Linked DNA regions of Mus musculus: region 1 is linked to region 2. Evidence: chromatin loops called from intact Hi-C (ENCODE). Cell type or tissue: heart. All regions are shown on one strand.

The links. Peaks named below come from ENCODE experiments on the same cell type or tissue, not always from the same donor. Only the 100,000 strongest peaks of a DNase experiment are listed, where the experiment ranks them.
Region 1: a loop joins it to region 2, with 13 times the contacts of the local background. A loop is called at or near these places in 20 of 42 quality-filtered maps.

The regions. Positions count from the first base shown.
Region 1 is chr4:128,609,922-128,617,921 of GRCm38, forward strand. It overlaps Zscan20 (zinc finger and SCAN domains 20), which reads right to left and starts at 177. Exons shown (of 8, transcript NM_177758.4): 1 at 73-177. Tlr12 (toll-like receptor 12) reads right to left here. Exons shown (of 1, transcript NM_205823.2): 1 at 5,525-8,000. The coding sequence ends at 5,814. In heart, CTCF peaks have their summits at 405 (motif pointing left) and 3,538 (motif pointing right); DNase peaks (open chromatin) are centred at 250 and 1,009; H3K4me3 peaks cover 1,096 bases; H3K27ac peaks cover 2,167 bases; H3K27me3 peaks cover 2,555 bases.
Region 2 is chr4:128,854,537-128,862,536 of GRCm38, forward strand. No RefSeq gene overlaps it. Among named protein-coding and RNA genes, the nearest start is that of Gm33814, 18 kb to the right of the region's middle. In heart, CTCF peaks have their summits at 3,913 (motif pointing left) and 4,556 (motif pointing left); DNase peaks (open chromatin) are centred at 1,295 and 3,911; H3K27ac peaks cover 926 bases; H3K27me3 peaks cover 152 bases.

The DNA.
Region 1 (8,000 bases), 240 kb before region 2:
GTACCACCACCTCCAAAGCCTCCAGCCCAGCGCCTGATTCTCAACTGCACCCCATCCGCCACCCAGACTCACCCACAGAGACACCCACTTCTCAACAGGCCGGAAGTGCTCCCGGGCTCTTGCAGGGGATGCTGGGACGCATAGTCCCAGCGCCGCCAGCCCTGGAACCCGATCTCTGAGACCACAACTCCCAAAAGGCAACGCGCGAGCACCGGTGGCCACTCCTCTATCGGCCGCCTCTCAGATGACGTCAGCCAATGAGTGCCTCATCTTCTCAGGCGCTCTGGTACCGGAACAAATCTTGCAGGGCCAATGCCTGGGGGGGTGTAGCTCGATACTATTCTCTTCCATTGGTTCTGCGGTGACGGTGCCGCCTACTGGGTGGAGTCTAGATTAGAAGGGCGTGGGGTCGGGGTCTACTGAAGAAGCGTGGGGCCCCCTGGGTTGAGCTGGAGAGAGTAGGGAAAAATAATAAAAAAAGGAAAGAGGGTGAATACAGTGACCATCTATTGGGCAAGAGAGAGTTTGTCTGTTGTAACTACAATTTCAAATTCACAAATTCACAACTTAGTTGAGTGGTTTGGCAGAGTTCTATATCTCACCTCTTCACTTGTGAAGTAAGAATAATAGCATTCATGTGACAGGTTTATGTGAGGCATCAGTGAGGCAATAAACCTAGAACTGTTAATTCGGATCCAGGATCCAACTATAGATAGCAGATACTAGCCATTTTTATGTAAATTAGTCTTACGGAGTTTGAATCCCTGGGTGTCAGAAACACGTTAATCCCTGTAGCTGAATAATCTTAGTGTAATACTTAGTTGCTTTGTTCCACGGTCCTGGCTAGTTTCATGCGAACTTGACACGAGCTTGAGTCATCAGAGAAAAGAGAGATTCCGTGAAGAAGATGCCTTCATAAGAGGGACTATGGGAGAACTTGCGGGACTTTCTCGTAATGATTGATAGTGGAGGGCTCAGGCAATTGTGGGTGGGGCTACCCCTGGGCCGGTGGTCTAGGGTTCTGTAAGAAAGCAGACTGAGCAAGCCAGTAAGCAGCGTTTCCTCCATGGCCCCTGCATCAGCTCCTGCCTCCAGGTTCCTGCTTTGTGGGAGTTCCTATCCTGGCTCCCTCCAGTGACAGATTACAACGTGGAAGTGTAAGCCGAATAAACCCTTTCTTCCCCAAGTTGCTTTGGTCACTGCGTTTTGTCATAGCAATAGAAACCCTATGATAAACACTGTAAATACTCTTGAGGTATGAGCCATCTAATAGGAAGCTGGAAATGTGGGTCTTGTAGTCAGTCAGCCATAGATTCAAACCCCAATTCATACATCCCATCTGTATGTCCTTGAACAAACAAACAACTCCATCACGATTGTCTTTTTTTTTTTTCAGCTGTAAAATTTAGGTGACAGAACAAAACCTCCATCTCAGGGTAGGTTCCTGGGAGATTAAAGATAATATGTAGGTAAAACATGGAGTCCAGCCACTTGCTTTCAATGTGGGATCTATGCCTTGATACTCCCTAGCTGCAAAGCCTCCAGCAAACTCCAAACGCCTCTTTTGTAAACATGTTTGTGTGGATAGATGCACTGTGCATGCAGGTGCATGTGCCTGTGGAGGCCTGAGGTCAAAATGAATGCCCTTTTTGGAGCATTCTCCACCCTGATTACTAGAGTGAGGGTCTCTTACTGAACTGAAGGATCCAGCTAGGTTAGCTAACCCATGAGCTCTGGGAATCTGCCTGTCTCTGCCTCCCCATCCCACTTGCCAGTACAGGCGTTACCTATGGCACTGACACTCCTGGCTTTTATATGAATGCTGAGGACCTGAACTGAGACCCTTATTGAACATGTGGCAGGTACCTTATCAATTGTGCTACCTCCCTGTGGTGACTTGAATATCCTTGGCCCAGGGAGTGGCACTATGAGGAGGTGTGGCCTTGTTGGAGGAAGTGTGTCACTGTGGGGGTGGGCTTTAAGACGCTCTTCCTAGCTGCCTGGAAAGAGTCTTCTGTTTGCCTTCAGAACAAGGTGTAGAATTCTCAGCTCCGGGCTGGTGAGATGGCTCAGTGGGTAAGAGCACCTGACTGCTCCTCCAAAGGTCCAGAGTTCAAATCCCAGCAACCACATGGTGGCTCACAACCATCCACAACAAGATCTGACGCCCTCTCCTGGAGTGTCTGAAGACAGCTACAGTGTACTTACATATATTAATAAAATAAATCTTTTAAAAAAAAAAGAATTCTCAGCTCCTCCAGCGCCATGCCTGCCTGGATGCTGCCATGCTTCCAGACATGATGATAATGGACTGAACCTCTGAACCTGTAAGCCAGCCCCAATTAAAGGTTGTCCTTTATAAAAGTTGCCTTGGTGTATGGTGTCTCTTTATAGCAATGGAAATCCCAAACTAAGATACTCCCCTAAACTGCTAAGGCTTCAGTTTCCTCGTCTGGAGAATGGGTGTAATAATACTGAAATCTTCCTTTGAGTGTTGTTGGGAAAAAAATATGCAAAGTTTGTGAAGAGCTTGTCTCCCTCCTGGCGTTCATAAGGTTGAACGACTACTGGCTATTATTTCTATTGAGACCCATGAAACTTGAGCAAATTTGACAGTAGCTAGCATTGGGAAAGGGCTCACTACGTCAGCTAGTATTGCATTTGGGGGAATTCTACATCTTAGTTTTAGTAACTCACTTCAAATTCCTTAGCTAGAAATTATATTCTAGCCGGGCAGTGATGGCGCATGCCTTTAATCCCAGCACTTGGGAGGCAGAGGCAGGCGGATTTCTGAGTTCAAGGCCAGCCTGGTCTACAGAGTGAGTTTCAGGACAGCCAGGGCTACACATAAAACCCTGTCTCAAAAAAAAAAAAAAAAAAACTAAAAAGAAAAAAAGAAAGAAAAGAAATTATATTCTGACTTGTTTTGTTTTGTTTTATTTTGTTTTTTGAGATAGGGTTTCTCTGTGTAATCCTGGCTGTCCTCGAACTCATTCTGTAGACCAGGCTATCCTCAAACTCAAGAGATCCACCTGCCTCTGCCTCTGCCTCTGCACCACTGCCACCCGGCTTCTGATTCATTGCTTAATATATCAGTGATTTACTTAGCGTATGTAGTGTGCTGGTATTAACAGGTTACATTAGTACACCTTGTTCAATTGTTCCCGAAGCTCTGTGAGGTTGGTACTGTTACCCCATTTTATGAAAAGGATGGAAGCTTAGAGATATAAATAAATTAGCCTGCTCAAAATCATATGCACAGTAAGTACCAAGGCTGGAATTTGAAATCCTAAAACCCCAGAAGTTACATTGCTTGCTGCCTGACATTTCATGAAGAAGAAGCTAAGGACTTGGGTAAACATTGACACCGTAAGGAGGGCTGAGTGGGCTGAGTGTGTTGGATAGAGTGTTTGCGTCTGAAAGTGGAAAGACACTTTTGCAGGGACCTGTGAGACCTCCACATCAGCCATTCTATCCTAAGGAGCTGAAACAAACGGAGCTAGTGCGCAGAAAGAGAAATATGCTATTAGGTCACAAGAGGGCGCACCTCACCCTAAATCCAGCCTGGGATTGTAAGATGTCTCTTTGCCTTTGTCTAATTAAAACCTAGCCTTTTAGAAGTGGAAATTTAAAAAAATAAAATAAAATAATCCCTAAGAGACCAAATCCCAGCCAGAATAAACCTCGGGTTCTGCCTGTTTTGGCGGCATGCTGCATTTGCCAATGTGAATCTTTTCCGCTGACAGGACTAGGCTCTGAGGATAAAGACATCAGTCTTCGTCTTTGCTTCAGGACCCAGTCTCCAAACTCACAGGATCAAGTACTCCTAGCCGTAAAACACACTTCCAGGGCACATGTTTCCAACATATGAGTATTTGCTTATAAATGATACAAATGTAGTAATATAAAACATCGTTTTAATTTTTTTAGGATTCTTATTTTTTTAATTACGTGCATGTGTTAAGTCTGGCATGTTCACATGAGTGCCAGTATACTCTGAGACCAGAAGAGGACGTCAGGTTCCCTGGAGCTGGAGTTAGAGGTGGTAATGAGCACCTGCCCCAAAGTGAGTTGCTAGTGCAAACTCAGGTCCTTGTCAAGAACAGTATGGATTATTATCATCGAATATAGATTATGAATTCAGTCCCGTAATAATAAACTCCTATTGAACACATGTGTGATAAACTGGGTGGTTTTCTTATTCTTTCAATCACATTAACCCATTTAAGTCTCACAAAATACTGGGGGTGGGGGGTGGTGCTATTCCATTTTACAGAGCAGGAAACTGAGGTACAAACTAACATACGAAAGCCACATAGTTTAAAAAGTAGGCAATCTAGCTTCAGAGATAGGTACGATTTTGAAGAGAAAAAGAAAAATAAAGCTGGGCCAGATAATCCACACACCCATAATCCTGGCACTGGAAATTCGGAGGCAAGAAGATTGGGAGTTCGGAGCCATCCTCGGTTACTTAGAGAGATCCAAAGCTAGGCTAGGCTGGGGTTCGGGGTGAGAGGAGGAGAAAAAGAGAAAAATCTTAATATAGTACTTTCTTCCAAAATGCTGTCCCAGGCTGGGAGCTCAGCACAGACCTCTGGAGAAAGCGACTGATGGCTGAGCTTAACCTTACAGGCTGTTGTGCAGGTGCTCAGGGAAAGGTGTTGTTCGTAAGGAAGCAGAATGTGCAAAGGCCCGGGGGCGAGGGTTCTCGAGAGCGAGGTGCTCTGGGAGCCACACGTGGCTGGTGCCATACAGCTGGAGCATCCAGGGTGACGGTGTTTCTCTGAGGCTCAGGAGGATGCACTACATGAGAACACAGCTTCATGTGTTCCCGGAAGGAGAAATGATCTGTCTGCCTCCCAGTTGTTTGGACCTCAGCTGTCAACTCTGTCATAGCCTAAAGTCACCTGAGAGGAAAATCGCAACTGAGAAATTGCCTAGAACAGATTGGCCTGGGGGTATGTCTGTGGGAGGACTTGTCTTGATTGTCATTTGGAGAAACACATCCAGTGTTAGCCACACCAATCCTAGGCAGTGGCCTTGAACCCGATAAGAAAGCAGGCTGAGCATAAGCCGGCTCGCAAGTGGCACCTCCATGGTTCTTGCTGTACTTCTTGCCTGTGAAGTGAGCTCCTTGGTTGGACGATAATGCTGTGTGAAATAACAAGCAAGCCTGCCTTGAATTTCTGCCTTGACGTCCCACTTCGACAGAGTGCAACCTGAAATTGTTGAGGAGGGGACCACAAACAAACAAATAAAAACCCTTTCTTCCTTTAAGTTGATTTGGCCTGGGTGTTTTATCACATGCACAGAAGTGAAACTAAACAGCCTCTATGGCACTTGATGCAAAAAGACCCACTGGCGCACGAAGGTCAGGCTGAACTTGACCTGGCCCCAAGTTCTGTAGCTTAGGAAAGCCTTCCCTCCTTCCTAGCGTGCCCATGAATTTCCACCTTCATTTCCCGCTTTGCTTTCTGCCCCTTGCATTTCTACTAAATAAAAAGTTCAACCATGCCACGCATTTCATGAATTTAGCAAGTTTACTGAGGATTTGAAGATCTTGGGAATGTCACATACCCCGCGGACACCTTCCATCTCTCAGTTTTCCTCATTCAACCTCCAGGCCCCCCAAAACCTGTGTTCACAGCACGTGGATTCCTGCGCTGCAAAAGGCTGACTTCAGCCTCTTAGACCCACTGTCCCCGACCCTGCACCTACAAACACACCAACTCCTTGACAGGCAGGCTTGCTTCCCTTCCCCCAACCCCACCCCAAAATTCACATGCACCACCCCACACCAGTGCTGGCTATGGCTACCCTAGCCTGCTCCTCAGCCAAGTCCAGAACCCACTCTTTCTCTCCTCTTCCTCGGGCCACAGACAGTAGTCTCCTCTTCGAAGCAGCCGAGCCAGTCTGTGGTAACCCGGAAGCTGGTGCCGAGAAATGGGTTCCAAGAAGACTAGCAGCAACACTGGAGGGGACGGGGCAGCCAGGAGGAGAGAGGTGGCCAAGCGGAGCTCCAGGCGGCATCGGGGGTTACACAGGGCCTGCCCACTCAACACGCAGAGTGTGGTACGGCTGCTCAACATGCTATCTACCACATTATCAACTACATCCTTACCAGGCTCAAAGTCACGCTCGGGGAGACAGAGGCGCAGGCCCAGGCCAGCTGGAAGGAAGCCCTCCAGAGCAGGCAGAAGTTCCTCTATCACCCAGCCCTGGTCTTGCCTGCAGTGGGACACGAATACATCAAAAAGGAACCTCTTCCCCTTGTCTCCCTTACCCCTCAGACCCTGGAGCCAAACCCTGAACAAGGCCTGCAGGTAGGGGATCCAAGAGTTCCTGGCTTCTTGGAGGAGAGGCAAGGCAATTAGCATGAACACCAAGGCAGAACTAGCCAAAAAGAGTTTCAGCTCCAACGTCTGGGGGCAGTGGTCCCAGAGAAAGGAGGGAAGGGAACCCCTAGCAGAGAGCCTGTCTTGTCCTGGACATAAGCGATTGTCTCTTATGTATATGTACGTTTTAGTGGACCGCTTAACCCATGGCTCCATCCACGCATTGGCACAGTGGCAGGCCAGGTTTGACTCCAGAATGTATATATAGTGGGGCATCTGAGGGCTGTACTCCCTCAGACTGTCCTGCAGCATCAAGTCCTTCTCGTATTCTAGCACTAAGACCTGGAGACTGTGCAGGCGCTGGAAAGCAGCAGCCGACAGTGACTTGAGGCCTGTGCTGGATAGCACTAAGGCCTGGAGCTGTGGAAGGTCACCCACCAGCTCCTCCAGCTGCACCGAACGGGGCTGGGTTATGGACTGAAGCGACGCCAGCTTCAGCTCCCGTAGGCTGGGCAGCCCAGTGATAAGGCAGGGTCTGGAGCTGTTTCCAGCACCCCATACCCTCAAGGACTGAAGTTTGGGGAGCTGCCAGAGGAAAAGGTTGGAGGTACCCTGGGAGCAGAAGGCATCCAAGCTGTTCTTAAGCAGGGAGAGCTTCTGGAGAGCAGGGAAGACCCCAGAAGCATTCTGGGACCCCAGCTTCAGCTTCAGTCCCCCGCCGCTTATAGTCAAGGTCTCCAAGGAAGGAAAGATCGCTGGGGACAGCGTCCAGTGCTCCGTCGTGCCTGAGGCTATATGAAGCTCTAAGCTGGTCAGATACATGGGCAGGAACAATACTGCCGGAGCAGGGAGAGCGGGAAGCTTCAGGCTCAAGGTATGCAGATTCTTTGCTCCCCAGAAGCCAGGCTCTGGGCTCATCCGTATTTGGGTATCTAGCAAGCTAAGGGTGGTCAATGCAGGCAGAGCCGCCAACCAGTTCTTACCCAGGTGAAGCAGGGGGTTTCCATCCAGCTTCAAGGTCTCTAGTTGCTGGAGCTCCTGGAATAGGTATCCCTCCAGGGAAAGCAGCTGGTTGTACCGAAGCAGCAGCTCTCGCAAGTGGGGTAAGCAGGAGAAGGCGGCTGGAGGCAGGATGCGCAACCTGTTGCCTGACAGATCCAGAGTCGTGAGTCCTGACACATCTCCCGTCTCATTCATGCACAGCACGGCGCTCTGCAGTTGGTTTCCGGACAGCTCCAGTCGCTGAAGCCTAGGCATGGCAGTCAGGAAGCCTGGTGGAAGCTTGGTTAGGCCAGTGCTTGAAAGACCCAAGGTCTTCAGGCTGTGGCAGGAAGCCAGAGCCTCCTGAGATATAGATCCTATCTTGCTTTCTTTCACAATCAAGCCCTGCAGCTCAAAGTGGGCAACAGCCTCAGCAGCCAGCTCGGCCGTGGCAGTCTGTGCATACAAGACATCGAGTTTCTGAAGTCCCAGGCCCTTCAGCCACACGGCATCCAGTGGTGTTCTTGTCAGGTCCAGAATCTCCACCTGGAGACCCTGGAGGGACCCAGGACTAGCCATCTTCAGCTTCCAGTTGGATGACAGATCCAACTTCTGCAGGGTCCACGAAACCCTGGAGGAGGAACCTTGCACCAGATCTGGGAACATACCAGCCAGCTCTCCCAC
Region 2 (8,000 bases):
GGATCAAAGGTGTGCACCACCACTCTCCCTTACTGTGCACACAGTGTGACTATCTGTCTTAGTTTGAGTTTTATTGCTGTGAAGAGACACCATGACCATGGCAGCTCTTATAAAGAAAAGCATTCCATTGAGACTGGCTTACAGTTTCAGAGGTTCAGTCCATCATCATCAGGGCAGGAAGCATGGCAGCAGGCAGGCAGACATGGTGCTGGAGGAGGAGCTGAGAGTTCTACATCTTGATCCACAGGCAGCAGAAGGAGACTGTGAGCCACACTGGGTGTAGCTTGAGACCTCAAAGCCCATCTCCCACACTGACACACTTCCTCCAACAAGGCCACACGTCCTAATAGCGCCACTCCCTACGTGCCAAGCACTCAAACACAGGAGTCTATGGGGGCCCTACCTATGCAAACCACCACACCACCTACCTCATAAATCTGCTGCTTGATTTTCCTAGCCATGATGAGCTGAACCCTCAAACCTCGAGCCAGAGTAACTCCCCCTTTCTTGTGTTGCTTTGTCGGGCATTTTGTTACAGGGGCAAGAAAGGTAACTCGTACCCCAACCAAGGGCAAGATAAGCTGAGACCGTGAGATATTAACTTATGGCTCCAGGAACAGACTGGACACACCATAAGCTTCAGACATCAGTCTCACTGAAGCCCCAGTGTGGAGAAGCGGAACGTGGGTCAGCCTTGGAGCTGGATGGTGAGTTTGTAGATCTGATCTGGGACTCTGAGGTTTGCCAGACACCTGATGTAGGTGTGTTCTTTATCCTCTCTGAGCCTCACTGTGAACCAGGGGTTAAATATATACACTGGGTGGATTTCGACAATTAAAAATGATCTTAGGCCAGGCATGGCGACACATGCCTTTACCACAGTACTCAGGAGGGAGGCAGGGTCAAGGCGGTTCAAGGCTAGTCTGGTCTACAGAGTGAGTTCCAGGACAAACAGGTCTGAATATGCAACCCTGTCTAAAACATGCAAGCACACACACACACACACACACACACACACACACACACACACATCACTTCAACCAATAAATACCCTGATGCTGTGTTTTGATAAAGGGAGACATGACAGAGTCAGAACCAACCCAATGAGTTGATCTGCAAGAGCCAACAAGGAGGAGGAAGCCGGGGTGGACCCTGGCAGCAGGGAGGAAAGGCCAGCTCATGCAAAGGGCAGGAATGCCTAAGGCTCTCTGCCAATTCCACCTCAAAGCTGGCCTTGGCCCAAGCCTGCCTGATGAGGGCCCTTCCAGGCTCCCCACCCGTAGTCAGGACAGGTCTCAGCTCGTACCCCACTCCTCTGCCTGTAGCTGGGGTTTGCTGTAGCCCCACACATTCCTTTAGAATTGATAAGATTCTGAAAGCCACACCCTCTGCCCACTACCTTCTGGAGCTAGATAGGGGTGAGGCACTCAACCTTCCCCTCCACCCTACAGGCCAGCTGCTGGCAACCGATCCCACTCCATGTACATACATGCCACTCTTTCCTCATAGGCTTAAAGAACCCCCAGAGGGCCTCTGCCCATCTTGTGCTGACCCTGCCCCAGCTATTTTGTGGGGCTCCCCTCCTCAATCCCCACCACGCACCCATCGGCTTCATTCTTCCCCGCCCTGTGTGTGCTGGCTTCTTTTTATGTCATGTTGACATAAGCTGAGGTCTTCTGGGAAGGAGTCTTCATTCAGAACACACCTACGGGTCTGTAGGCAAGTCTGTGGGAGTTTTTCCTGATCGCTGATCAGTGTGAGAAGGCCAAGCTCACTGTGGCAGGTGCCATCTCTGGATAGACAGTTCTGGGGTGTAAAAGAAAGCAGACTAAGCAAGCTACCTGGAGCAAGCCACTAAGTGCCACTCTTCTGTTTCGGTTCCTGCCTTGAATTCCTGCCCCTGCTTTCCTGGATAATGGATTACAAGCTATAAACGGAACTAAACACTTTTCTCCCCAAATTGCTTTTGGTCATGGTGTTTATCACAGCAATAGAAACCATAACTAAGATATCATGAAGTCCATAAGTTAAAAAAACTTGCAGGTATGTGCAGCCTTGGGAAGACCATGGCTTGAGGGGTGAACAAAGGCACCCCAAACCCTCAGACATTCTTCATCTTTATTGTGGCTCATGGATACCAGGTATCCCGGGTCTCTGAAGGAAGCTTGCAATGTTTTTTTTTTAATATTTTTTTAAAGATTTATTTATTTTATGTATATGAGTTCACTGTAGCTGTCTTCAGACACACCAGAAGAGGGCATCAGATCCCATTACTGATGGTTGTGAGCCACCATGTGGTTGCTGGGAATTGAACTCAGGTCCTCTGGGAGTTAGTGCTCTTAACCCGCTGAGCCATCTCTCCAGCCCCTTGCAATGGTTTTTTATGAGTGTCGATGGTGGTCCAGATAGCCAGACTCCCAAGGCCTCTTCTCTCACCTTCCTAGACCTCTTCCAATCAGTGGCACCTTCATGCACACCAAGATGCCCGATATTGGGTACAGAACAACCAGTGTTATGGGGGTCCCAGAGGACAGGTCTTGCCTTCTGGAGTGAGTAGAGGACTTTGACTTATTACTGTGACCTGGAGCAAGCAGCAGAAACCTGCACATTTCTGTCACCTCACCTGGCAGTCACCTAGGAGAGATGGTAGACCTATCAATCACCTAAGTGGGATTTGATGAAAGAATGTTCTGGAAGAGCTAAGTAGGAGGCGAACAGCATAGCAGCTGTCTGTAAACAGCAGTAGTTGCTGTCATTATCAATATAAGCAAGAGAACAGGAGTCTAGATCCGTTCAGGCCTGGGATGGAGGGGAGGGAGCTGCAGCCACACCCTCCCTCCCCTACTCTGTGGGGAGCCCTGAGGAATGAGTTACTTCTCAGCTGCTGGCCCCTGCCCCCACAAGGCCCACATATCATTCCAGCCAGCCCTTCTCTGCTGCCACACTGGTGAGTCTAGTAACTCTGAGGCAAGTGTCTCAATGTCCCTTGAGCACAGTTGCCATTCCTCTGTGTTCCCTTCATGAGCCAAGTGAGGGCCCCCTTGGGCCTGCCTTACTCCTAGCCTGAGGGAGAGGCAGGGTTACCCTAGCTAGAAAATGGCTCCCCATCCCTCTATCAGACCTGGAGTGTAGCAGTGTTGGGGGAACAGCAGGGAAGACAAAGGAAGGAGACGACCCCTCCCCTTGCTCTGAATTAGTCTTAGATAACTCTTGTTCCAGGGCAGGAGTGGCCTTAGGGTCTGTGGACCTAGAGATGAGGCTGCGAGGGACTGGACACCCCTAGAGTTTCAAACTGAGCCTGGTGCTTTCAGACTTCCATCTTTTTTTGGCAAAACTGCTGTCCACTGGGCCCCCAGGTAGAACATCCGGCAGCCCGTCAGAATCTGACCATTAGATCCCGATGGTCCCTCGCTCCCAAGCCTCTCCCATAGTGTGGGTCCTCACAGGCCTACTAACCTGCACTGTTTAACTGTTTAGCCCACAGGGAGTCTGTTTAGACACAGAAGCCTCAAATCTAGTCAGGCTGGGAAGGAGCACTGCCTCACCTCCACAGCAGAAGCTGATGCGTCTAGGCTCCAGCTCTCTCTCTCTCTCTCTCTCTCTCCCTCTCCCTCTCCCTCTCCCTCTCCCTCTCCCTCTCCCTCTCCCTCTCCCTCTCCCTCTCCCTCTCCCTCTCCCTCTCCCTCTCCCTCTCCCTCTCCCTCTCCCTCTCCCTCTCCCTCTCCCTCTCCCTCTCCCTCTCCCTCCCCCCCCCCTCTCTCTCTCTCTCATACACACACACACACACACACACACACACACACACACACACACACACACACACACACACACAGATGCAGGTCCCTCTGATCTGAAAGTGAATCTTGCCCACTGCTGCCCTCCACTGGCCAGAGACAGAGTTGCTTCAGTCTCTTGGGAATCTGACTTCCAGACATATGGTTTGCCTCAAGGGACCCTAAGATACCTGATACTCTAAAGTTAAATCCTTAATAAACAAAGAGCTCTTAAAAAGCAGTAGGATGGAACATCTCTGCACATGCTTTTAATCCCAGCACTTGAGGGGCAGAGGCAGGAGAATGTCTGTGAATTCCAGGCCAGCCAGGACTACACAGATAAATCCAAAAGAAAAATGAAAGCAGGTAATAGACATAGTTCATTGGCTCATGCTTACATTCTTCCAGTCCCTCACCCACCCCCACCCACCCCCGCTCTCGTTTTCTCTCTCTGTCTCTGTCTCTCCCCCTCCCCACTCTGTGTGTGTGTGTGTGTGTGTGTGTGTGTGTGTGTTCAGGTCTGAGTCCAACTCAGCACTTGAGAGGCAGAGGCAGGACAATCTCTGGCATACATCTCCACACATCATGCACACATATAACAATAAACGAGTAAGTAAGTAAATGGTGGATTGACTAGGGCTGGAGAGATAGCACAGCAGTTGGGAACACTAATTCTCTTGCAGAGACCCTGAGTTTGATTCCCAGCATCTTCTTGAGGTTGCTCCCAATTGTGAATAACGCCAGCTTCAGGGGATCCAGCGCCCTCTGCTGGCCTCTGCTGGCACTGCACTCACATGCACATACCCACACACAGACATGCATACATGGGTAATTAAAATAGAAATATTTCCCAAAAAATGCCAAAAGACTCAGTGGACCATGGAAAGGGGACATGGAGTTGGGAAGGAGAACTGACACAAGGAGGGTATGGGAGGAGTTGGAGTGGCGGGGGTTGATATGAACCAAATACATTGTATGCATATTATGAAATTCTCAATGAAATTTTAAAATGCCAATGGAGGGACAGCAGAATGTCCCCACAGGTAAAGGAGCCATGGAATCTGATGACCTGAGTTTGATTCTCAAGGCCCATGTAGTTAAAGGAGAGAAATGACTCCAGCAAGCAGTCTTTTGACGTCCGCATTTGTGCTTGCTTCATACACACACACACACACACACACACACTAAATAAAAATATTTTAAAAGGTTTTTTAATGAAAGAGGAAAGACATTTAAAGATGTTCATTGTGGCAGTGTTGAGAATCTTACACAAGAAAGTAGAAGCCACTCGACATAAAGCTGTAAACCCGTTGTGACGGTGCATACATCCAATCCCAGCACTTGGCAGGCTGAGACAGGAGGATCATGAATTCAACCTTGGCTACACACAGAGACACTCTCTCAAAATCAAAAAAAAATCACAGTCTAAGGTGCTGGGGATCACAATATGAAGGAGATGTAATCTACCTAGCTCCTGTTATATTTTTTCATCATTTCACATTTAATTTATGTTTCTTAATACTAAAACTGAGTTTCTTTTAAATAGCATATACTTTTTAAATCTTAAAAATTTTCAAAAGTCAGTCCCTCTTTTTAAAAAATTATTCAATCTGAATGTCTCTGCTTTTAGATTGAAGTCTTTAGGCCTTTTGCATTTAATATAATTTTACTATTTTGTTTCTACCTGTTATTTTTATAAAGATCTATTTATTTGTATGTGTGTGTGTCTAAGTGTGTGCACATATTTATATGCAGGTCTGAATGTGCCTGTGCACACTCACAAGGCCAGAAGAGAGCACTAACTGTTCTCTTCAGTCTCTCTCCATCCCTGAGTCGGGCTCTCTCCCTGAACCTGAGGCTTGCACGTTCCTGGCTAGGCTGGAAGCCCAGAGGACCCAGTGACCTTTCTGTCTCCGTCTCCGTCTCCCTGGGTCACAGGCCTGTGCAGGATGTCTGGCTTGCTATGTAGACGTCAGACTTCCAACTCCAGTTCTCACGATTCCACAGCAATCTCTCTTAGCCAGCCAGCCTTCTCTCTGGTCCCTCCTCTTGTCCTCTGTTCCCCTTTCTCTTTTTCTGACTTCTCTGGGCTTTCTATAATTATATTAGATGTTATGTGTTGGCTTCCTAGTTAGGTCAGTGTGATTCTAGGAGTTGCTTTATGTATACACTATATACATTAGCACCACAGCGATATCATACCGCTTATCAGGAGTGTAAGAACTAGGGGGTGGCTGCTCTTCCAGAGGACCCAGGTTCAATTCTCAGCACCTACATGGTGGCTCATAATTGTAACTCCAGTTTCAAGGGCTCTGATGATCTGATGCCCTCTAATGGCCTCTATGGACAGTATACACACACACACACACACACACACACACACACACACACGTGTGTGCGCGCGCGCGCGCAATGAGAGACACAGAGAGAGACAGAGACAGAAAGAAAGAGAGAGCTAAAAATAAATTTAAAGAGTGTAAAAGTGCATGACAGTGTGCCCCCCTGTGCCCCACTGTGCCCCAATGGCTTCTGAGCTGCTGACACATATCTTTTCTCGACTTAGAACACTGCAGTCATCAAGCATTATTATGCAACTTTGAATAGTTCATTGTATTTTAAAGTGATTTAAGTAACTGGAGCCGTTCTATTTTGCCCACACAGTTATTACTTCCGTTGGCTTATTATTTCTTTATGTGGATCTAGCATCCCATATTCTCCTGTTTGAACAACTTCCTTTAACATTTCCTGTAGGGAAGTATTCTCATGTACAAAGCACTAGGGTGCCGTTCCCCAGCACCATAGACACAGAGACAAAAATAATTAAATAAGTAAAATATGAAGATAACTAGAATTTTCCTCCTTTTTATTATCTAGTGATTTTTATATGATGCTAGGTGTTGTCAATTTCATTTGCCTTCTTGGGTACTGGATTTTTTTTTTATGCTATAAACGTTGGCTTTATTCTAAACCTGGTTGAGTGATTTAGGAATAATTTGGTTCTTTCTGACTTGCTCTTATCATGTTTGCCAGGATCAGCATTTAAACACAAGGTAATTTCCCTGTTGCTGAGGCCCAAGAATTCTGAGACTTTCTGCTCTGGCTGGTAGGCACGGCGGGCACTCTCCTCGGTGGGTGACCTCAGTAGTCAGTACTACAGAGCCTGCTCTCTGTGTTTCTCGGTCCTACCGACTGCTTCCCCAGCCTCCTTGGAGCCCCAGCTCTGTCTCCTCATCTCAGGAAGGCATCCAAGGCCCAGCGTGGGCTGTCATCTGGCTGGAGTCTTGCTCTAGGTCTTCAGCAGGTGCACGGGGTGGCTCTCATCTGGCGTGTCTCACTGCCCTTTGCTCCCGAGTGTCCGGGATTCATCATCTACGTATTTTATTCCGGCTTAGTTGTTCCAGGTGGAGACATAAATCTACTTCCTGTGATTTCATCCTGGCAGGAAGAGAATTCTTCCCTTTGTAAGGCTAGCGACCTTAAAAAAATCTTTTTATCGATTCTTTGTTAATTTCATATCTTGCAACCTAGTCCCTCTCATCTCCCGGTCCCCTCATATCTGCCTGCGAAACTTGTAACCTTCTCCCCTAAAAGAAAGAGACATAAACATAAACAAAGTATAGCGATCATCTCATTGTGGACGCTGTAGTGTGTCACAGTGTGTCCCACAGTACATCCCTCTGTCCACACATCTTCTCTTGCAAATGTCCACTGTGGTGAGTCATTGGTCTGGTTTGAGATCTCTGGCTCCGGTGACACCATCAATATGGGATCCTCACCGGGAGTCCTCCTGGTCATCCTGTTGTTGCCCTGTGTCACGGAGATCCTGCAGTTTTGGATCAACCGAACTGGCCCTTTCATGAGGCCCAACCTTTAGCAGATGATAAAGATTTTGGAGTTGCCCAATTCAGAACCTTAGATCTGGACCTGGGTGGTAGCTGAGCTGGACCAGGACTAGTTATCTAGCCACCAATGTCACCACCGGCAGGAGGTAGGGTCAGCTCCCCGGCTCTCAAGCCTTCTGGATGGTTCACCCGCACCCACACCTCCAGAGCCAGCACCATTGTGCTGCCCAGTCAAAGTAAAGGGCCCACTCTCCTAAGTGCTGCAGCTTTCGAGGGGCTGGTTCTCACATCCCTAAGGGCTGGCTCGCAGGCGTCTTTGCATGGAGTGCTAGCTCCACTTTTGCCCGGGGAAGGTGAAGGGACTGCTCTTCCCAGAGTACAGCCA